Regions from separate parts of the Homo sapiens genome. Here region 1 is linked to region 2. The links are chromatin loops, found by intact Hi-C in ENCODE. Cell type or tissue: natural killer cell. All regions are shown on one strand. Links, peaks and the distances in the headings refer to the core of each region. The heading gives the core; the rest is flanking DNA.

Region 1 (9,331 bases), core at 3,407-5,906, 550 kb before region 2:
TCTATCATTAGACTGCTGGTGTTCGGACAGGAGCCGCTCTCATTAAAATGCCTGCAGTCGCCCAGGTTTCTCTATCATTAGACAGCCTGGAAACGGCCCAGAGTCTCTCCCATTAGAATGGTGTCTCTCCTGGGGTCAGCCAGGAACCTCTTCCATTAGAATTCTTGTGATGGCCCACATGTCTCTATCATTAGACTGCCTGGGGTTGGTCGGGAGTTGCTCCCATTAGAATGTCTGGGGTAGCCCAGGTGTCTTTAATAATTAGACTGCCTGGGGTTGACCAGGAGTCTCTCCCATTAGAACACCCGTGGTCACCCAGCTGTCTCTATCATTAGACTGCCTGGGGCCAGCCAGGAGTACCTCTGTTAGAATACTTGAGTTTACCTGAGAGTTTCTCCCATACCTGGGGTGGCCCAGGTGTCTCTATCATTAGAATGCCTAGGGTCAGCGGGGAGTCTCTGCCATTAGAATGCCTGGGGTTGGCTGGGAGCCTTCCCATTTGAATGCCTGGGGTCGTCAAATTGTCTCTATCATTAGACTTCCTGAATGTAGCAGGGCATCTCTCACATTAGAATGCCTGGGGTCACCCAGGTATCTGTATCATTAGACTGCCTGGGGTCAGCCAGGAGTCTTTCCTATTAGAATGCTTAGGGTCACCCAGGTGTCTCTATCATTAGACTGCCTGCTGTCACACGGGAGTCTTTCTCATTAGAATGCCTGGGGTCACCCAGGTGTCTCTATGATTAGACTGCCTGGGGTTGGCCAGGAGTCTCTCTGGTTAGAATACCTGGGGCCACCCAGGTGCCTCTATCATTAGACTGCCTGGGGCCTGCCAGGGGTCTCTTCCATTAGAATTCCTGTGGTCGTTCAGGTGTTTCTATCATTAGACTCCCTGCGGTTGGCCAGGAGTTCCTCCCAGAATGCCTGGGGTCTCCCAGGTGTCTCCATAAATAGACTGCCTGGGGTCAGCCAGAAGTCTCTCACAAGAGAATGCCTGGGGTAGGCTGGGAGTCTCCACCATTAGGAGGCCTGGAGTCACGTAGGTGTTTCTAACATTAGAATACCTGGGGTCATCCAGGCTTCTCTCCCATTAAAATGTCCGGGCTCACCCTTTGTCTCTATTATTAGACGTCTGCCATCGGCCCAGAGTGTCTTCTATTAGAATCCCTGTCGACCAGATGGCTTTCACCTTGCCATGTCTAATGTTGATCAGATGGCTCTTGCCTTACCATGTCTAAGGTTGCCCAGACAACTTGGGCCAGAAGCAGTACCATTCAAATCCAGCAGAATGATGCGACTGTGACTCACTGCAGACTCAATCTTCCCAGTCTTACCCAAGTGATCTTCCCATCTTGGCCTCTCATATATCTGAGATTGCTCGGACCTTCTTTTTTTTTCTCTCTCTCTCTCACTCTAATTTCAGTTTGTTTCCACAATACTCAGAGTAACTTGCTGTTCTTTTTCTTCTTTGTTCCATCCTTTATTCTCCTATGCTCCTTCCTGCAAACTGAGTTTGACCTTTGGATTTTTTTTTTTTTTTTGGTTACACTTCACCCTGTGTGTGACAAATAGAGAGAGAGACAGAGAGAGAGAGGAGTTTTTTTAAATTGCGACATTAATTACCTTTTATTATTGTACACTCCTACTTAATTATTTGGTCTTTAGGGTTGTTCACTATTATTTCCTTGTTATTGTTATATATTTACTGTTGGTTCATTTATTTTGAGATGGATGTCGACTGCATGCATCGCATTTAGCTGCCAGCTTGTCATGTCTAAGATGAACAGACAGCTCTCACCTTGCCATGTCTAAGGTCGACCAGATGGCTCTCGCCTTGCCATATCTAAGGTGGACCAGATGGCACTTGCCTAGCCATGTCTAAGATTGAACAGTTGGTTCTCACCTCATCATATCTAAGGTCAAGTTGGATCTCACCTTGCCATGTTTAAGATTGACCAGATGATTCTCACCTTGCCATATCTAAGGTCGACCAGATGGCTCTCACCTTGCCATGTCTAAGGTCGATCAGATGGCTCTCACCTTGCCATGTCTGAGGTTGACCAGATGGGTCTCCTCTTCGAGTGAGTTCAACAAGATGGCTCTCACCTTGCCATGTCTAAGGTTGACCAGATGGATCTTGCCTTGCCATGTCTAAGGTCAAACAGATGGCTCTTCTTTTTCCATGTCTAAGGTCGGCCAGATGACTCTTGCCTTGCCATGTCTAAGCTCAACCAGATGGCTTTCATTTTTCCTTGTCTTCAGTCGACCAGATGTCTCTCACCTTGCCATGTCTAGGTCAATCAGATGGCTCTCACCTTGCCACATCTACGATTGACCAGATGGCTCTTGCCATTCTATGTCTAAAGTCTACCAGATGGCTCTCATTTTGTCATGTTTAAGGTTGTCCAGATGGCTCTCTCTTTCCCATTTCTGAGGTCGACTGGATGGCTCTAGCCTTTCCATGTCTGAGGCCAACCAGTTGGCTCTCCTTCCCATGTCTAAAGTTAACCAGATGGCTCTCACCTTGCCATGTCTGAGGCAGACTAGATGGCTCTCGCCTTGCCATGTCTGAGGTGGACTTGATGGCTCCCACCTTGCCCTGTCTATGGTCAACGAGATGGCTCTCACCTTCCCATGACTAAGGTGGACCACATGGCTCTTGATTTGCCATGTCTAAGCTAGATGAGATGCTTCTTGCCTTACCATGTCTAAGATGGATCTGAAGCCTCTTGCATTACCATCTCTAATGTTGACCAGATGGCTCTTGCCTTGCCATGTTTGAGGTTGACCAGATGCTTGTTGCCTTGCCATGCCTTAAGTAGACCATGTGGCTCTCAACTTCCTATGTCTAAGGTTGACCAAGATGGCTTTCACCTTGCCATGTCTGAAGTGGACTTGATGGTTCCCACCTTGCCATGTCTATGGTCGACCAGATGGCTCTCACCTTCCCATGACTAAGGTAAACCATATGTCTCTTGCCTTGCCATGCCTAAACTAGACCAGATGCCTCTTGCCTTTCCATGCTTAAGGTGGACCCAAACCCTTTTCGCATTTCCATCTCTAAAGTCGACCGGATGGCTCTTTCCTTGCCATGTCTGAGGTCAAGATGCCTCTTGCCTTGCCATGTCTGAAGTAGATCAGATGGCTCTCACTTTCCCATGTCTGAGGTTGACCAGATGGTTCTCACCTTGCTATGTCTGAGGCAGACTTGATGGCTCCCACCTTACCATGTCTATGGTCAACAAGATGGCTCTTGCCTTCCCATGACTAAGGTGGACCATATGGCTCTTGCCTTGCCATGTCTAAGCTGGACAAGATGGCTTTAGCCTTACCATGTTGAAGGTGGACCTGAAGCCTCTTGCATTCCCATCTCTAAGGTCGACCAGATGGCTGTCATCCTGCCATGTCAAAGGTCGACCAGGTGGCTGTCCCTTGTCACTTCTAAGGTTGACCAGATGGCTCTTGCCTTGCCATGTCTAAGGCTGATCAGATGGCTCGCACCTTGCCATGTCGAAGGTCGCCCAGATGGCTCTCATCAGCAGCAGTACTGTTCAAGTCCAGTAGCAGGATGTGATGATTCACTGCAACTTCAGTCTCTGTAGTCTCACCTGGGCAGTCTTCGTGTCTCAGCCTCCCGAGTCCTTGGGACTACTGGGACCTTCTTTCACTGTTCTATTCCTAACCTGACATTTAGTTTATTTCCACAGTACTTAGAGTGACTTGCTATTGTTTTTCTTCTTTGTTCTTTTGTCTGTTTTCCTATGCTCTTTCCTGTAAATGAAGTTGACCTTTTAGATTTTCCTTTGTCACACTCCAGCCTGGGTATCACAAATGGAGAGAAAAAGAGAAAGAGAGGAGATCTTAATGGTGATATTAATTACCTTTTACCTTGGTTCACTCCCACTTATTTATACATTGTTCTTTAATATTGTTTATTTTTTTGTTTTTGTAAAACATTTACTGTTGGATTGTTTTTGTTTTTTTGAGACGTATTTCAGCAACTAGAGTTGGACTTAGCCACAAGAGTGCCATGTCTAAGGTTGACCAGATGGTTCTCGCCTTGTCATGTCTAAGGTCGACCAGATGGCTCTTGCAGGCGGCAGTACCGTTCAGGTCCAGCAGAGGGATGTGATCGTGATTTACTGTGGCTTCGATCTCCCTGGTCTCACCCGAGTGGTCTTCCCTTCTCGGTTTCCCAATTACCTGGGACTACTCAGACCTTCTTCCTCTGTTGTTTTTTTCTAAACCCACTGTCAGTTTGTTTCCACAGTACATAGAATGACTTGCGTTGTTTTCCTTCTTCATTCCTCTATTTTTCTACACTCCTTCCAGCATGATAAATATGAACCCACTCCAGTCTGGGTGTTACAAACAGAGAGAGAGAGAGAGAGGAGAACATCTTAATTGTGTTATCGATTACTTTTCACCTTTGTTCACTCCTATTTATTGACACAATGTTATCTTTTTTTATTGTTAAATATTCACTGGTGGATTTTCTGCTTACTTATTTTGAGAGAGATGTCAGCCACGAGCATTGGACCAAGGTCAACCAGAGGACTTTTGCCTTGCCATGTCTAAGGTCGACCAGATGGCTCTTGCCTCCGGTAATACCGTTCAGGTCCAGCAGAGGGAGGTAATTGTGATTCACTGTAACCTTGATCTCTCCAGTCTCACCCGGCTGGTGTTCCCATCTCAGCCACTTGAGTCCCTCAGACTACTCGGACCTTCTTTTTTTTCTCTAACCCCACTTTCAGTTTGTTTCCACATACATAGAGTGACTTGCTGTTTTTTTTTTTTTTCCTTTGTTCTTTTCTCTCGTTATGTCCCTATGCTCCTTCCTGCAGGAAGCAGTTGACTTTTATATTTCTTTTAATCACACTCTAGCATGGGTTTGACAAACAGAGACAGCTAGAGAGTAACAGAGAAGTAGAGAGATAGAAGATCTTAATTGTGATATTAATCACCTATTACCTTTGTTCACTTTCACTTATTTACTTATTGGTCTTTAAAGTTGTTATTATTTCTTTGTTATTGTTGAATATTTACTGTTGAAATTTTTGTTTATTTATTTTGAGAAACGTGTTGGCAGCGAGCACTGGACTTAGCTTTCATCTTGCCATGTCTAAGGTCGAACAGATGGCTCTTGCCTTCCCATGTCTGAGGACCAGATGGCTCTCAACAGCATCAGTACCATTCAGGTCCAGCAGAGGGATGTGATCCTTATTCTCTGCAGCCTCGATCTCCCCGGTGTCATCTGGGTGGACTTCCCATCTTGGCCTCCCGAGTCCTTCAGACTACTTGGACCTTCTTCTTTTTTTTTTTCTAACCCAACTTTCAGTTTGTTTCTACAGTACTTACAGTGAGTTGCTGTTGTATTTCTTCTCTGTTCTTTTCTCTCTATATATATTCTTACCCTCCTTCCTGCATGATGAATTTGACCTTCTAGATTTTTTTTTTTTGGAACAATCCAGCCTGGTTGTGACAAATGGAGAAAGAGAGAGAAGATCTTAATTGTGATATAATTGACCTTTCACCTTTGTTCACTCCCACTTATTTATTTGTCTTTAATATTGTTATGGTTAGTTCTTTGTTACTGTTAAATATTCCCTGTTGGATTTTTTTCTTTTGAGACAGATCTTCCCACGAGGGTTGTATTTAGCCACCAGCTTGGTAAGTCTAGGGTCGAGAGGATGGCTCTCAGCAGCAGCAGTACCATTCAGGTCCAGCAGAGGGATCGGATCGTGATTCACTGTGCCCTGGGCGTCTTCCAGGTCTCTACAGGGTGGCCTTCTGATGATCTCGGCCTCCTGATTCCCTCAGACTATTTCGACATCCTTCCTTTGTTTTTCCTAACCTTACTTTCAGTTTGTTTCCACAGTCCTTAGAGTGACTTTCTATTTTTTTCTTGTTTTCTCTTTATATTTTCCTGTGCTCCTTCCTGCTTGATGAAGTTGACAGAGAGAAATCGAGAGTGAGAGATAGAAAGAGATTAGAAGAATTTAATTGTGATATTAATTACCTGTTACCTTTGTTCACTCCCATTTATTTGTCTTTAATATTGTTTGTAGTTATATCTTTGTTATTGTTAAATATTCACTGTTGGATTTTTTTCTGTTTGGAGTGAACAAAGGTGAAAAGTAATTAATAACACAATTAAGATTTTCTCCTGTCTCGCTGTTTGTGTCTGTCTGTCTGTCTCTCTCTCCAAGATGTCAGCTGAGAGGATTGGACTTAGCTGCCAGCTTGCCAAGTCTAAGGTCAACCAGATGGCTCTCACCTTATCTAAGGTCAACCAGATGGCTCTCGCCTTGCCATGACTAAGGATGACCAGATGGCTCCTGCCTTTGGAAGTACTATTCAGGTACAGCAGAGGGATGTGATCATGATTCACTGTGGTCTCGATCTTCCCAGTGTCACCCAGGTGGTCTTCCCACTTGGCTTCCCTAGTCCCTCAGGCTACCTGAACTTATCCTCCTCCTTCCTTTTTTTCCTAACCCCACTTTCAATTTTTTTTTCTACAGTGAAACTAACTGAAGTTTTAGAGAGACTTGCTGTTGTTTTTCTTCTTTGTTCTTTTCTCCCTTTTTCTACACTCATTCCTGCATGATGAAATTGACCTTTTATATTTTTTTGTCACATTCCAGCCTGGGTGTGACAAATGGAAAGGGGAAGAGAGAGAGTGAGAGATAGCAGAATATTTTAATTGTGATATTAGTTACCTTTTACCTTTGTTCACTCCCACTTATTTATTGGTCTTTAATATTGTTTGGTATTATATTTTTGTTATTGTTAAATATTCACTGTTGGACTTTTTGTTTATTTTGAGACAGATGTCGGCAGTGAGCACTGGACTTAGCCACCAGCTTGCCAAGTCTAAGGTCGATCAGATGGCTCCTGCCTTGACATGTCTAAGGTCGACCAGATGGCTCTAGCTGGCGCCAGGACCATTCAGGTCCAGCAGAGGTATGTGATAGTGATTCCCTGTGGCTTCCATCTCCCCTGTCTCGCCTGGGTGGCTTTCCCATCTTGGCCTCTGGAGTCCCTGGGACTACTCAGACCTTCTTCCTCTGTTTTCCTTCTAAGCCCACTTTTAGTTTGTTTCCACGGTACTCAGAATGGTTTGCTGTTTTCTTCTTTTCTCTATTTTTCTATGCTCCTTCCTGCACGATGAAGTTGATCTTTTAGATTTCTGTCACACTCTAGCCTGGCATGACAAATTGAGAAAGAGAGAGAGAGGAGAAAATCTTCATTGTGATAATCTTCATTGTGATAATTATCTTTTACCTTTGTTCACTCCCACTTATTTATTTATTGGTCCTTAATATTGTTATTATTTTTCGTTATTGTTCAATATTTACCATCGGATTTTTTGTCTATTTATTTTGAGACCAATTTCGGCTGCAAGTGTTGGACTTAGCCATCAGCTTGCCACGTCTAAGGTTGACCAGATGCCTCTTGCTGGTGACAGTACCATTCAGGTCCAGCAGAGGGATGCATTCCCGATTCACTGAGAACTCAGACTCCCAGGTTTTACCCGGGTGGTCTTCCCATCTTGGGGGGCCCCCCGTGTACCTGAGACTACTCAGACCTTCTTCATCTGTTTTTTGCTGTTCTTGTTGTTGTTGATCTTGATGGAGTCTCACTCTGTTGCCAGGCTGGAGTGCAGTGGCTGATATTGGCTCACTGCAACCTCCACCTCCTGGGTTTAAATGATTCTCCTTCCTCAGCCTCCTGAGTAGCTAGGACTACAGGCATACGCCACCAAGCCCAGCTAATTTTTGTATTTTTAGTAGAGACGGGATTTCACCATGTTGGCCAGGATGGCCTTGATTTCTTGACCTCGTGATCTGCCTGCCTTGACCTCCCAAAGTGCTGGGATTACAGGCATGAGCCACCACGCCCAGCCTCTGTTTTTTTTTTTTTTTAACCCACTTTTAGTTTGTTTCCACAGTAACAGTACTTAGAGTGATTTGCTTTTGTTTTTCTTCTTTGTTCTTTTCTCTATTTTCCTACATTCCTTCCTGCACAATAAAGTTGATCTTTTAGATTTTTTATTTTGTCACACACTCCAGCCTGGGTGTGACAAACAGAGAGACAGGGGAGAAGATCTTAATTGTGATATTAATTACTTTTTACTTTTGTTAACTGCAACCTGTTTATGTATTGTTCTTTAATTTTTTTGTCATTGTTAAATATTTACTGTTGGATTTGTTTATTTATTTTGAGAGAGATGTCGGCTGTGAGCGTTGGACTAAGGTCGACCTGATGGACCTCACCTCTCGCCTTGCCATGTCTAAGGTCGACCAGATCTCTCTCGCCAGCAGCAGTACAATTCAGGTTGAGCAGAGGGATGGGATCGTGATTCACTGTGGCCTTGATCTTCCTGGTCTCGCCCGGGCGGTCTTCCCAACTGGCCTCCCGTGTCCCTTGGACTACTCAGACCTTCTTCCTCTCTTTTTTCCTAATTCCACTTTCTGTTTGTTTCCATAGTACTTGGAGAGACTTGCTATTCTTTTTTTTCTTTGTTCTTTTCTCTCTCTCTTTTCCTATGCTTCTTCCTGCACGGTGAAGTTTACCTTTTAATTTTTTTTTTTTAATCACACTCAAGCCTAGGTGTGACAAATAGAGAGAAAGAAAGAGAGAGAGAGAAGGTCTTAATTGTGGTATTACCTTTTACCTTCATTCCCACTTATTTATTGATCTTTCATATTGTTATTATTTCTTTGTTATTGTTAAGAATTCACTCTTGTATTTTTTGTTTATTTATTTTGAGACGAATATCGGCCATAAGCACTGGACTTAGCCAGCAGCTTGCCAAGTCTAAGGACGAACAGAAGGCTCTCACTTTGCCACATCTAAGAGCTACATGGCTCTTGTCCATTACAGTACCATTAAGGTCCAGCAGAGAGATGCAATCGTGATTCATTGTGACCTCAATCTCCCTGGTCTCACCTGGGTGGCCTTCTCATCTCAGACTCCCAATTCCATCAGACTACTCGGACATTCTCTGTTTTTTTTCTAGCCCTACTTTCAGTTTATTTTCACAGTACTTACAGTGACTTGCTGTTGTTTTCCTCCTTTGTTCTTTACTCTATTTTCCTACGCCCCTTCCTGCGCGATGAAGCTAACCTTTTAGAGTTTTTTTGACACATTACATACTGGGTTTGACAAATATATATAGAGAGAGAGATCTTAAGTGTGATATTAATTACCTTTAACTTTGTTTACTCCCACTTATTTGGCTGTTTATTGTTCTATTATTGTTTATTATATTTTTGTTATTGTTATGTTGTTTGTTTGTTTGGAGAAAGGGTCTCACTCTGTCACCCAG
Region 2 (9,331 bases), core at 2,309-4,808:
AACAACTTTTTCAGAACTCTGAAAATTCACCAACTGCTTGCAACACCCCAGGGAGTGTTTATGTAAGAAAAGCAGCTGAATCCCAGTAAGAACCGAGGGCTTTGTAGCATTTTGACTTGCCCTAGTCTCATCCTCTTGCTCCAGCTCAGCAGCAGCCTTGGAAATCACCTGCACTCCCTGTACTGAAAGGGATAGAATAGATCTCATTCCCAAAGAGAGTCATTATTTGACCTGTCTAGTGCTTCCCTGAAAGACCTTGTCTTTATTAGTGGCCCAGTACTAAAAGCCTTGGGGGAGGGAGGAGCATTTGCCTGTAGCATTTACTAGTGTTTCAACGGGTACAGCTGCCCGAGGTAATGGATAGCATTTGGGGCAAACAATAGACTAATGAAAAGCTTAAAGGAAAAGCTGAGGAATGAGATGTCCATAAGGACCCTGAAAAGCTTTGTCACATTCCTGGGAATCTATAAGACCCTGAGAATCTGTCCAGTAGGGCTTTGCACATGTCCAGGAACCGGAGAAGGCCCTAAGCACTCACCACTGACTGAAGTTGAGGCCCTGCAGGAGCGGGAAGGAAAGTTGAGACAGAGTTGCCAATTTCCTGGCAGAGTGCTGACCATGTGCCCCAACAGACGCAGAAAACCCATCTGCAAAGACTGAGAGATATTTCATTCCAGGCATTTAAAGAAACCTCTGTCCAGTTATTAGCTGGCCACTAAGCTAAATAAGTAGAGACTTTGTTACCAAAAAGGGGTCCCGATCCAGACCCCAAGACAGGGTTCTTAGATCTCACACAAGAAACAATTTGGGGTGAGTTCATAAAGTGAAAGCAGGTTTATTAGAGAAAGTGAAGGAATAAAAAATGGCCACTCTAAAGGCAGAGAGCCGCTTCAGCTGCTAATGATACTTATTGTTACTTCTTGATTATGTGCTAACCAAGGGGTGGATTTTTCATGAGCTTTCCAGGAAACGAGTGGGAAACTCCCTGAACTGAGGATTCTTTCCCTTTTTAGACCATATAGGGTAACTTCTTAACATGGCAATGGCATTTGTAAACTGTCATGGCAATGGTGGGAGTGTCTTTTAGCATGCTAAAATATTATAATGAGCATATAATAAGCCATGAGGATGACTAGAGGTCAATTCCATCACCATCTTTTGGCGGGTTTTAGCCAGCTTCTTTACTACAACCTGTTTTATCAGCAAGTTTTTGTTTTGTTTTGTTTTGTTTTTTTGAGACAGTCTTGCTCTGTCACCCAGGCTGGAGTGCAGCGGCATGATCTCGGCTCACTACAACCTCCGCCTCCTGGGTTCAAGCAATTCTCTGCCTCAGCCTCCCAAGTAGTTTGGATTACAGGCACCTGCCACCATGCCCAGCTACTTTTTTTTTGTTTTGTATTTTTAGTAGAGATAGATTTTCACCATCTTGGCCAGGCTGGTCTTGAACTCCTCACCTCGTGATCCACCCACCTCGGCCTCCCAAAGTGCTGGGATTACGGGTGTGAGCCACTGTGTCCCACCTTTATCGCAAGGTTTTTATGACCTGTATCTTGTGCCAACCTCCTATCTCATCCTCTGACTTAGAACTCCTAACCTCCTAAGAATGCAGCCCAATAGGTCTCAGCCTTATTTTACCCAGCCTCTATTGAAAATGGAGTTGCTCTGGTTCAAATGCCTCTGACAGCTTCAGTGGCCACTAGGAACCTATTTTGATAAGTAAAGGTAAAGAGGTAAAGAGGTTAAGCTGCTTTTCAAGAAACAGCAGGCTGTGCCAACAATGCTGGTTTTAGAGCTGTAGGAACGCAAAAGTTACACCCAAACAGAAGGAAATGTTGACAGTGTCTGTAGGGTGCAGTGTGGGCCACAGAGGAAGGTTGGTCTCCAGGAGAATGGGACTCGAGGTTGAAAATGGGACTCACCTTGGCTTACAGGTTTGCACTAGCAGCCGTGTGTATCCACTCCATCACTCGTCCTCTCTGCAGGATACAAGGCTTTCCAATGCAAAATGGCACAGTGTTATGCAGAGTATTAAGTGACTTGATAAGCTTCTCATCAGGGGATGGAATTTCCTCCATTCCTCACAGCAACCAGTTCCCAAGGTTTATTGAGGGAGCGTCTTGCTAATTGTGTGGCTGTTATGCCGGCTTTCCCAGATGAACATTTTTTTTTAGCATCTCTCACTCCCTAGAAATCCCACTCTGCCTCAGGGATGTAAACTAAAACTAAAATTCTAAGCTCCCCAACCATCTGAATGGACCCTTCCTCTTGGCCAAGAGCATTCATTCCAGAGTTTACCTGAAAAACGAGTTCAGGCCATGATGAGGAGGCAAGGGCCGGATACCCTTCACCATACATACGCTCCCCCTATTGGAATTCAGGCACAACTGACCAGCATCAACATTAAAACAGAGATCTTAAGACTTTTTGTAGCAATAAGACACCAAATTCCAGCCTGAATGTAGTGTAGCATCACATGAAAGGTATCAGGCCCTGAAAGAAATCAAAATATTTTACCCTAAAATAGATTTCTTTACACATTTTAAAATGGCCCTGCAAAGCTGTCTCCTGTGGGAAAAATTTACATTCTGTAGCGAATCCCCTTTTCCTTCCAGATCTTTTCTCTGATCCAGGAGAGAATTAACTAAGAGTCTGGCACTTTTTAAAAGTCAGATAAGAAACATTCACAATCTATTCTTTCTGAAGTCTGCAACCTGGAGGCTTCATCTGCACAATAAGAATCTTGGTCTCCACAGCCCCTTATCTGAACTTGGGCACTCCCTTCTGTTGATTCTAGATCTTAACTCTTTCAACCAATTGCCAATAGAAACATCTCTGAATTCACCTATAACCTCGAAGCCTCCCCAACCCCACTGCCTTCAAGTTGTCCCACCTTTCTGGGATGAACTAATGTACATCTTACAGCTATTGATTGATGTCTTATGTCTCCCTAAAATGTATTAAACCAAGCTGTAGCCTGACCACCTTGGGCACATGTCGTCAGGATGTCCCGAGGCTGTGCCAAGGTTATTTTAACCTTGGCAAAATAAACCTCTAAATTGATTGAGACTTGCCTCAGATACCTTTTGGTTTACAAGGGTGAGGTGAGTCACTGGGCAGTTTTATTGAGACTGAGAATTTGGTGGTTCTTGGGGTTCCAAAATCCATAAAGACTTTTTTTAGACCTATGTCTACAGAAATAGCCACCCTCTTCTAGGTTTTGGGTGAAAGCAGCCCTTCCTGGTGGAAAAGAATTTCAGCAGTAGCAAATTGTTTCTTAACATGGTAAAAAAAAAAAAAAAAAAAAAAAAAAAAAAAAAAAAAGTCTGTCTCAGGAAGACACAATGTCATTATTTCCAACACCATCCTCAACAGGGACCTAGCAAAATTATACGGGCAACAGTGCCATCAAGTGGCCAAGCAGGAAAATAACCAATACCTGAAAAAGCGTTTTTTCCAAGAGTGAAATTCTGGTGGAAGCGCTTGGAGGAGAATCATCTGCATTCCCCTGGTTCCCCTCTTTGTCCTGGGAGGCACAGACAAGCTCCACATTTTCAACTCAGGACTTTCTCAGGTTTTTAACCTTTTCCCAGGAGGCAGTGCGCAGCCTCAGGTCAGGGCTGCCTGACTTGTCCTCTATGTGCAGCTCCCCTTCCTCAGCCCCTCTGATAGGCGGCGTCCTCTTCACCCGGGTACTGGCTGAGAGGTCACCTCCTCTGAAAACTCTACTCACTGCATCTAAAGGAGCCACTGCACTCCACACATCACTCTCTACAAGACACAAGTTTCATTTTTCTTCATAGCCCTTTTCGCATTGAAAATACTTTCTTTATTCATCTATTTACCTGCATATTTCCTGCCTTTCCCACACCCTCACGCCCTATGTTGAAATTTGATGAGAGTAGAGTCTTACCTGCCTTCCTCACTGCCATGTCCCACCATTGGGAACAGTGGCCGGAGTAGAGCCTCCAATGCAACACGTGCGCTTGCATGAATGGATAAACGGGAGGAAGGAAAGAGGAGAGACGCAAAGGCCAGTGTTTTACCAGGAGGCCCAAGTGACATTGTCTCCATTAGCAACTTCGGGACCAACATCTTACTTCCCTTTTTTATTTTTAAGATTCAGTGACTTCAAATGCAAAGGGAGTTCATATTATCAACTCTTATTTAGAGTGAACCGAGAATCAGTTAATCTGGCTTTAAATATCCCTCAAAGGTGCAGAATTACTCCAGGTATTGCACGCAGACTGTACCTTCCTTTAAAATCCCTCTGTCCTCATAAAGCTGCTATGGACCCAGGAAATCTCTAAGTGAGTCTTCCCTGTGTAACTGAGGAGCACTTGTGTTAAAATACAGAGGATCTCCAGCAACAGAAAAAGAGTGAACCTTTGCCTACGGAACATGACAATTTCCTGGAATCAAAGGCCTCTCTGCAGTAGCTGATCATGTTTTACATCTGTGGGTTGATCTTGAAGACGTGGGCTTATCAATATATCTTGTCAACAGTGGGCATTCATTTAAATAAAATCAAAAACTGCAGGCAAAGTTGCCAGAACTGGCAATTTATAGGGGCATTTTCACTCCAGGAGAACTAAAAATAAGCTACTGTTGAGTTTGGATTGCATTTTTATCCACATATAAATAGCTTTGGTAGGTCACAGTCGAGGCAACATTGCTAAGGAACTCTGCAGTGTCTCCTCAAATTGTCAGGCCACTATCTTAAAAGACAGGCAGCTAGTCTATAGCAATTGTGTGGAAACCCTCCAGCTTTTACTTAGATCCCCAGCTGCTGCTTCAGATAATTAGATGGGAAAACTTGCCCTCTGAGACAGGTAAGGATGATGGAGTTTTCCGGCAGCGAATTGCATGGCAAATCTGGGCAAGAGCTCCCTTCCAAAGTATCTGGTAACTGAGAGGAAACTCATTTAGAATTTCTGTCATGCAGAGTTTTCAAAAAAGACTTGGGGAAAGCCGTGCAAACCTGCAAAGATGATATTTGTATCTCCAGGCTGGAAAAGTACCCTTTTATCTAGTGATGGCCATGCTGGCTTCTCTGTAAGCACTCACGAATTGCTTTTCGATTTTCATCCAGAATTATAACATCTGCGTACCGTGCCCCACCAACCCAAGTAAATATGAACTGTGAATACATCCCACCTTCATATCACAGTTCAGCCGTTCTTAGCATTCATTCTTTTACTCGTTAAACACTTGCTAAGCCCTTACTAATGCTTCCCTCCCACTGTGCCTGGGCGGGAGGCACGCTGAGATGATGCCCTGCCCTCCAGGTCTGAAGGAGGTGTGGCATAAGGAAGAGTATAACTGAAAAAGAAGATTCAAAGCACAGCAAGTAAGAGCTTCACCAACTACTTGCTTCGTGCACTTGGCCAGTGACTTAAACTCCCTGAGCTTCAGTTTCCTCACTTCTACAGTAGAGGTGATGGCAGAACCTGCCACTTAGAGATGCTACAATCTATGTAAATTCTTCAGGATCTAGCCACACTATTGTAAGCAGTTAGGGAAACCAAATATTTTACCCCAAAATATATTTTTGAAATAATTTGAGATGGCTGTTCAGAGATCTGGCAAACAGAAGTCTCCCTGCAAAGCTGTCTTCTGTGGGGGGAGATTTGCATCTGTAGGGAAGCTGCACTGATACTGCGAGTTTTTCTCTGAGGCCTCCCCTTGTCCTTGTCTGGATCTAGGAAAGATTCACTGAGATCATGACACCTTTTAAGGTCTAAAAAAGACATCTACCACCTACCCTCTCTGAGGGCAGCCACCTGTGAGGTTTTAGCTACTTAACAAGCCTACCTATGCTAGCCAGGCCTCATCTTCTCCCCCTCCCATCACCTGTTTTACCACCATAATTTGTTTTGCCGCAATCCAAGCCCCAATTATTTTTATTTAATTTCAATTTTCATTTTAGATTCAGGGGATGTAGCATGATTGAACCCATCACCCAGGTAGTGAGCATAGTTCCCAATATACAGTGTTTCAACCCTTGCCCCCCTTCCCTTCCCTTCCCTTGTAACGTCCCCAGTGTCTGTCGTTCCCATCTTTATGTCAATGAGTGCCTGATGTTCAGCTCCCACTTATAAGTGAGAATATGCAGTATTTGGTTTTCTGTTCCTGCATTAATAGGCTTAGGATAATGGCCTCCAGCTGCATCCATGTTGCTGCAAAGAACATGACTTTCGTCTTTTTTATGGCTGTGTAGTATTCTACGGTATATATGTACAACATGTAAATCCACAAATGTAGATTTCTTTATCCAATCCACAGTTGATGGCAAGTCCCATTTTTTTCTGTAGCCTCAAGATGGCATGTAAGCTTCTGAACCCCTTTGGGAGGTAGGAGTCCTTACTCTGTGTTTTTCTCCCTGTGTGCACATTAACACATTTATATGCCTTTTCTCCAATTAGTCTGACTTTTGTGGGTTGATTTTTTTCTTTGCAAACCTTCCGATATAGCTGTGTCCCCAACTAAATCTCATCTTGAATTCCCAGGTGTTGTGGGAGGGACCCGGTGGGAGGTAAATGAATCATGGGGGCAAGTCTTTCCTGTGCTGTCTTCATGATAGTGAATAAGTCTCATGAGATCTGATGGTTTTAAAAATGAGAGTTTTTTTGTGCAAGCTCTCTCTTTGCCTGCTGCCATCCACGTAAGACGTTACTTGCTCCTCCTTGCCTTCCACCATGATTGTGAGGCTTCCCCAGCCATGTGGAACTGTAAGTCTAATTAAACCTCTTTCTTTTGTAAATTTCCCAGTCTCAAGTGTGCCTTTATCAGCAGCATGAAAACAGACTAATGAGCATTAGACAGACTAATGTTCATTAGAACAGTAAATAGGCACCAGTGCAGTGGAGCACTGCTGAGAAGATACCCGAAAATGTGGAAGTGACTTTGGAACTGGGTAACAGGCAGAGGTTATAACAGTTTGGAGGATTCAGAAGACAGGAAGATGTGGGAAAGTTTAGAACTTCCAAGAGACTTGTTCGATGGGTTTGACAAAAACGCGGATAATGATATGAACAATAAGTTCAAAGTTGAAGTGGTCTCAGATGCAGATGAGGAACTTGTGGGGAACTGAAGCAAAAATGACTCTTGCTATGTTTTAGCAAAGAGACTGGCAGCATTTTGCACCTGCCCTAGAGATTTTTGGAACTTTGAACTTGAGAGAGATGATTAGGGTATCTGGCAGAAGAAATTTCTAAGCAGCAAAGAATTCAAGAGGTGACTTGGGTGCTGTTAAAGGCATTCAGTTTCAAAAGGGACACAAAGCATAAAAGTTTGGAAAATTTGCAGCCTGACAATGCAATATAAAAGAAAATCTTTTTTTCTGAAGAGAAATTCAAGCCATCTGCAGAAATTTGCATAAGGAGGAGCTGAATGTCAATCCCCAAGACAATAGGGAAAATGTCTCCAGGGCATGTCAGAGGTCTTCACATCAGCCCCTCCCATCACAGGCCTGAAGGCCTAGGAGGAAACAGTGGTTTCATGGGATGGGCCCAGGGTTCCTATGCTGTATGAAGCATAGGGACTTGGTGTTTGTGTCCTCGCCACTCCAGCCATGACTGAAACGGGCCAATGAAGAGCCTGGGCCATGGCTTCAGAGGGTGCAAGCCTCAAGCCTTGGCAACTGTCAAGAATTGGGGTTTGGGAACCTCTGCCTAGATTTCAGAGGATGTACGGAAACGCCTGGATGTCCAGTCAGAAGTTTGCTGCAGGGGTGGGTCCCTCATATAGAACCTCTGCCAGGGCAGTGTGGAAGGAAAATATGGGGTCAGAGTCACCACACAGTGTTTTAACTAGGGCACTTCCTACTGGAGCTGTGAAAAGAGGGCCACTGTCCTCCAGAACCCAGAATGGTAGATCCACTGACAGCTTACACTGTGGGCCTGGAAAAGCCAAAGACACTCAACACCAGCCTGTGAAAGCAGTTGTGAGGGAGGCTGTACCCTGCAAAGCCACAGAGGCAGAGCTGCTCAAGGCCATGTGAGCCCACCTCTTGCATCAGCATGACCTGGATGTGAGACATGGAGTCAAAGGAGATCATTCTGGAGCTGTAAGACTTAACTGCCCCACTGGATTTTGGACTTGCATGAGGCCTGTGTCCCCTTTGTTTTGGCCACTTTTTCCCATTTGGAATGGCTGTATTTACCTAATCCCTGTACCCACATTGTATCTAGGAAGTAACTAACTTGCTTTTGATTTTACAGGCTCATAGTCAGAAAAGACTTACCTTTTCTCAGATGAGAATTTGGACTGTGGACTTTTGAGTTAATGCTGAAATGAGTAAAGGCTTTGAGGGACTATTGGGAAGCCATGATTCATTTTGAAATGTGAGGACATGAGATTTGGGAGGGGCTGGGGTGAAATGATACAGCTTGGTTGTGTTCCCATCCAAATCTCATCTTGAATTTCCAGGTGTTGTGGGAGGGACCAGGTGAAAGGTAATTGAATCATGGGGGCAAGTCTTTCCCATGCTGTTCTCATGATAGTGAATAAGTCTCACTAGATCTGATGGTTTTAAAAATGGGAACTTTTCTGCACAAGCTCTCTCTTTTCCTGATGCCATACATGTAAGACATAACTTGCTCTTCCTTGCCTTCCACCCTGATTGTGAGGCTTCCCCAGCCACATGGAACTGTAAGTCCAATCAAACCTCTATCTTTTGTAAATTGTCCAGTCTTGGGTATGTCTATTTCAGCAGTGTGAAAACGGACTAACACACCTTCAGAAGTGGAGTTTTTCTCTTGGCCCCTAATAAACTGGAACTTCAAGGATTCAGCTGGGAAGGGGAATATTTCCAGGCACCCATGGTTACACAGCTGGTGAGAAAATTCCCAAAGGCTTTATGGAGTTCTGGCACTTTGGGTGAATCACTTCCTGGCCTCAGGACTCATTTCCTTATTATTTAGTTGTGGAAGTTGAATTAAAGTTGATTCCATCCAGCTCTTACTTTCTATTGTTTGACCTGAGTCATAAAAAATAGGATTTGGACTTGCAGAGATAAAAGAGAAAAGGATATTCCCAGAGGAGACTAGCAGGGAGTATTCTTTAATCAGAAACATCACCCTTGTTGACCACCATCTATAGAACATTTAATTCAGCAGTTGCTTCCTGAGCATCTACCATATACCCAGGAGAGATGTTCAAAATACTTAACAGCTAGGCGTGGGCCCCAATGGCCTAAGGAATGGATGCTGGCCAAGGTGCTGGGGCAGGGTCTAGGGACCTCTGCTGGGCCAGTGTTACCTAACAGGGGATCTTGATGAGGTCCTGGGATAGGAGCAGAGTGGCCAGGAAAAGAAGGGGGAGTATTACCATG

Evidence for each region. A loop is a pair of places that touch in the nucleus more often than their neighbours do. Peaks named below come from ENCODE experiments on the same cell type or tissue, not always from the same donor. Only the 100,000 strongest peaks of a DNase experiment are listed, where the experiment ranks them.
Region 1: a loop joins it to region 2, with 5 times the contacts of the local background. A loop is called at or near these places in 2 of 110 quality-filtered maps.

The regions. Positions count from the first base shown.
Region 1 is chr19:27,770,435-27,779,765 of GRCh38, forward strand. No RefSeq gene overlaps it. Among named protein-coding and RNA genes, the nearest start is that of LINC02987, 18 kb to the right of the region's middle. In natural killer cell, for the core only: CTCF peaks have their summits at 4,620 (motif pointing right) and 4,976; no DNase peak of the experiment used is centred there.
Region 2 is chr19:28,322,126-28,331,456 of GRCh38, forward strand. No RefSeq gene overlaps it. Among named protein-coding and RNA genes, the nearest start is that of ERVE-5, 280 kb to the right of the region's middle. In natural killer cell, for the core only: CTCF peaks have their summits at 3,406 (motif pointing left) and 3,608; a DNase peak (open chromatin) is centred at 3,406.